Linked DNA regions of Homo sapiens: region 1 is linked to region 2. Evidence: chromatin loops called from intact Hi-C (ENCODE). Cell type or tissue: endothelial cell of umbilical vein. All regions are shown on one strand.

Region 1 (2,500 bases), 660 kb after region 2:
TAGTGAGACAGAGTCTCACTCTGTGTCCCGCTGGAGTGCAGTGGCATGATCTCAGCTCACCGCAACCTATGCCTCCTTGGCTCAAGCAATTCTTGTGCCTCAGCCTCCCAAGTAGCTGGAATTACAGGTGTGCACCACCACACCTGGCTAATTTTTGTTTTCTGTTTTTTTTTTGATAGAGTCTCTCTCTGTTGCCCAGGCTGGAGCACAGTGGCATGATCTAGCCTCACTGCAAGCTCCACCTCTGGGGTTCACACCACACTCCTGCCTCAGCCTCCCGAGTAGCTAGGACTACAGGTGCCTGCCACCATGCCCGACTAATTTTTTTGTATTTTTAGTAGAGATGGGGTTTCACTGTGTTAGCCAGGATGGTCTTGATCTCCTGACCTCTTGGTCCACCCACCTGGGCCTCCCAAAGTGCTGGGATTACAGGCTTGAGCCACTGTGCCCGGCCTGTATTTTTAGTAAAGACGGGATTTTGCCATGTTGGCCAGGCTGGTCTCAAACTCCTGGCCTCAAGTGATCCACCCACCTCTGTCTCCCAAAGTGCTGGGATTACAGGTGTGAACCTCCACATCATCATTAAGGCCCTACTCTCACGATCTCAATGGTTGATGGGTTGATGTAATTAAGGTGAAAATATGGAAGAAAATAGGAATTTTGAATGGACTTTATGTGAAGTGGTTGCACCTCCTTTACCTGAATGTGTTAACAGGATGGGTATTATGTCCGACTGGGGAACAGGTCTGTATCTAGTATTGTGAAGCAGAAGGCACGGACGTTTGCCCTTTGGCCCATATTAATTGGACACGCTAAATGGGAACCCACGGGCCTGAGCCCAGACAGGTTGTTAATTTGAAAAAGTGTAAAATGCTTGGTGGGCAAAGAGACTTTCACTTTAATAACCTGTTGGAGGCTGGAATCCTGGTACTGTGGTCTCTGTGCAATAACATTATGCATGAGTGCCACCCAGTGGTGACCACTGGGATTTTGGACCAGGAAATCCCCAGACCTGGTAGGTAGTAGCTTGCGATTGGGCATTAATTGAAACTGCCCCTAAGACTGAAGGACATACTCTCATCTTAAAGCCTGAAATACACATGTTGTCTTGGGGGATGGCAGAGATACAGTTCAATAAGGAAGGCACTGCTCAGAAGAGTTCCATAATAAAACGGAAATGGTTTCTACAGGAGCATGATACAGAGGAATGCAAGGAGGGCTTTTCCCCTCTGGCCGGTTTCGGAACCAGCTGAGGATCTGCCAGGTCTATGGCATCATGGATGGTGCCCCATGAACAGCTCTCAATGGACAACAAAGAGCTATTTGGTTTGTGGTTGGCAGTTTCAAGGTGGATGGACAACATCCAGATCTGAAGGCCACCACATCATGAGCAATAATGGGAAAACTCATATTGAAAAAGGCAAGAACAAATCAGCCCAGCTAGATGAACTGCATGCTGCGTTTCTTGCTGCGATGAAAGAATGGAACAATCATAAGAGCTCGTGTTTGGGTTTTTACTGACTCATGGGCAGTGGCCAATGGCCTGGCCATGTGACCAGGCAGAGGGGCAATGGCAAACTGGGCTGTGAAGGGATGCCAACATGGAGCACAGCACTGCAGGAATTTAAGGGGCACATTAAAGTAGGTCATATCAATGCCCACCTGAAGAATCCCTCCCAGGATCTGTGATCAGATCCGGTAGGTGGATATCCTGGTGAACAAACTTGAGGTGGCCACCTAGGTTCAACAAAGGAGTGGGTGACAGTGCAGGGATGGGCTGCTCAGAAACATGTCCCTCCTGCACCCTCAGAGACACAAATGCCAACAAGAAATGCCTTGACAACAAGAAGATGGAGACCACAGGTGGCTAAGGGGCAGATTCCCCAGAGGGAGAACACCGCACATGCAGCTGGCAGGTGGACTGTACGGGACCCCTGCTGGTAGCCCTGGAGGGAGTTTATAAATGGGTTCTGGCAGGAATAGACACTTACTCTGGACTGAGCTTTACCTACCCAGTGGCAGATGCAAATGCTCAAGATACTATAAAAGTACTGAGCAGAAGTCACTGTATCAATGTGTGTCACTAAGTTACATACCTTCGGACCAAGGAACACACTTTACAACCTACACAGGGCAAGGAGACATCCCATCAAATGGGTATATCATGCTGCACATTATCCTCAGAGTAGTTTGTGAGAGAATTGAAATGGGCAATGGAAATGTTTGTTATCTTACATGGGGAGAGATAAAAGCGTGAAGGCTTACACACCTCCATGCATGTGTGCTCACACTTAACATGTGGTGGTCAAGGAGGATCCCCACTAGATAGATCCCTCCACTCTTGGGGTGATCTGGGGAAGATGGCCGGGAAGGATGCTGCTACGACTATGCAGTTCTTCACAACAGCACCTCAACTTTCTTGTCTCCTACCTGCTGAAAAGAGCCTGAGATCAGGCCCACAGCTGCAAGTGTTGGAAGCATCTGCCACTGGGTAGGTAAA
Region 2 (2,500 bases):
CAGGAAAGGAGGCATGGCAGAGGGCTAGGGCTTGGCATGGGAGCAGGGGGCTTCATGTGCCCAACCCTGAATGCACAGCTTTCACTCTCTGCAGATGACCACTCCAGGGTCAGGCTGACCCAGCTGGAGGGAGAGCCTCATTCTGACTACATCAATGCCAACTTGGTCCCAGTAAGGGCCACCGGTGAGGCTGTCCATGGGATCTGGGATCTGCTCGGGAGATGGGCTGGTTTGCAGGCCACACTTGCCTTCATTAGCTGTAACAGCTCTCTAGGAGATCACCAGCTTGGGCTTCATGAGCTCAATCCAGCAGGTGTCTAGCAAGGGTCTACTGTGTGCTGGGCTCTGTGCTGGGCCTGCAGGAGGCAGAGCTGTTAGCCACATTCCCCACCTTCAAAGGAGCATGTAGGCATGTGTGTGACATTCACCACACACTGTGACAAGGGCTGTAATAGAGGAAAAAACACTACTCAGGGCACATGGAGGAAGGGGAAATTTCATCCACCTGAGGAATCAAGAAAGGCTTCCCAGAGGAGGGGACATTTGATTTATTGAAGGATGAGTAACATTTTGATAAGTGATGAAAGAGGGAAGGACATTCTGTTGACTGGAAGAAGCAGCCAGAGAACAGCCAGGCAGTAACGTTCAGGCAGTGTGTGAGAGTGTGTGTGTGTGTGTGTGTGTGTGTGTGTGTGTGTGTGTGTGTGGTGGGGGGTGCGTAGGGGTGAGGGAGTGGGGAGGTGCTGGGTGGTGGGAGATGTAATGGGAAAGATAGCCTGGGGCTGAATGGGCTGAATGAAGGAGGGCTTGATTGTTAGGCTGAGGGCTTTGGACTCTATTTGGTGGGCAATTGGGAGCCATAGAAGATTTTTGAGCATGGAAGAAACGCAGTTTGGTTTTAGGAAGGTAACTCTGGGTGGGTGAAGAGGGTGGCCTAGATGGGCTATTTAACTCATGTCAGTATCTTGTTTTCATTGGGGTTTTTCTTGTCCCTTTGGGGTGGGACAGGGACGGGGGTGATGTCTCTGAAGTCAGCCCTTCTGGTTTGCATTCTGGGTGCACACGTGTTCTTGTGTGTGCACACATGTAGGTGTGTGCACAGCATCCTCACTCCTGGAGGTCAAATGTTGGAAATCTGCTGTGTGCTTGACACCAAGCATTGCCCGTTAACCATGTTCCTGATCTCTGCCTCCTACACCCCAGGGCTACACCCGCCCACAGGAGTTCATTGCCTCTCAGGGGCCTCTCAAGAAAACACTGGAGAACTTCTGGCGGCTGGTGCGGGAGCAGCAGGTCCGCATCATCATCATGCCGACCATCAGCATGGAGAACGGGAGGGTGAGTGCGCCTTGCAGGCTCCTAGAAAGGCCACCAGGTGGCGCACGTTCTCCTTGTGGGGATGGCCCCGTTGGCATCTTCCCGTGGGAAGGCGGGGCAGACTGGAGTGAGGCCAATCAGGCCTGGAGGGTAGTGGACCCACCTCCCACCCAGACCTGGGATGGGGAGGCAGTGGGAGGAAACAGGTATGTAAACTCCCAGCTTGGCTTTGTTTCTACGGGCTTCTTGCCCTGGGCAGAGAAGGCATCAAGGGGTAGGGACTGCCCAGGGCCGGTGTCAAAGGTACCATCAGGGATCCTTCCTTTCGATAAGCCTGGCAGATGCAGGGCCCTAGGACATGCAGAGAGGCTGCCGAGTCTGTCCTCTTGCTGGAGCAGTGAGCCCAGGGCCGCTGGCCGCGGAATAAGGGCTGTTCTGTTTGGCACAGGAACCTTGTGGCTGACTCAGAATCCTGAGAGTCATGAGAGGTCTGAGGGCAAGGGTGCCGGAGCCCAGGCAAGGGAGAGCAGCTCCTGGAGGAGGAAGCCTTGGAGCTGGGTCATTACAGAGAGCAGAATCCCAGCAGGGTGGCAGGGACCAGAAAGGTGGGCAGGGAGGGGTGGGACTGAGTAAAGCAGGGGGCGGCAGTGATAGGGCTGGGCCCACAGCCGCCCTTCCCCTCTCCAACCTTCTGGTCCCAGGTGCTGTGTGAGCATTACTGGCTGACCGACTCTACCCCGGACACCCATGGTCACATCACCATCCACCTCCTAGCTGAGGAGCCTGAGGATGAGTGGACCAAGCGGGAATTCCAGCTGCAGCACGTGCGTGCCCCAAGGATGAGGGGATGGGACAGGCATTAGAGCTGAGACCCCTGAGAAGGTTGCCTCACTTCCTGGGTCCCTGGAGCCCTCTCTTTCGGAGGACCACAAGTACTCAGTCACCACCCAGGGAAGAGTGTGTTAGGGAAGGGGTAGAGAGGCACAGAGAAGATTAAGGGTTTATCTGAGGCTGCACAGTGAGGGAAAGGAAGAACAGGAGAGACATGATGGTTCCTGACCTCCCCCATGCCAGCTCAGGGCTCTTGCCTCACCCCATGCCCCCTGTGCCCATCTTCCTTCCCAGATTGTGCACCCCTGGGGCAGGAAAGCCAGAGACCCGAATCACTTCTCTGCCCAGGCAC

What was found. Hi-C counts contacts between places; a loop is a spot of excess contacts. Peaks named below come from ENCODE experiments on the same cell type or tissue, not always from the same donor. Only the 100,000 strongest peaks of a DNase experiment are listed, where the experiment ranks them.
Region 1: it touches region 2 in a loop (7-fold over the local background); 42 of 110 quality-filtered maps call a loop at or near these places.

The regions. Positions count from the first base shown.
Region 1 is chr9:92,789,994-92,792,493 of GRCh38, forward strand. No RefSeq gene overlaps it. Among named protein-coding and RNA genes, the nearest start is that of BICD2, 26 kb to the left of the region's middle. In endothelial cell of umbilical vein, a CTCF peak has its summit at 976 (motif pointing left); a DNase peak (open chromatin) is centred at 968; H3K27me3 peaks cover 191 bases.
Region 2 is chr9:92,132,725-92,135,224 of GRCh38, forward strand. It overlaps the pseudogene LOC100128076. Among named protein-coding and RNA genes, the nearest start is that of LINC00475, 7.5 kb to the right of the region's middle. RefSeq lists enhancers at 1,179-1,810, 1,415-1,654. In endothelial cell of umbilical vein, a CTCF peak has its summit at 1,376 (motif pointing right); a DNase peak (open chromatin) is centred at 1,407; H3K4me3 peaks cover 267 bases; H3K27ac peaks cover 415 bases.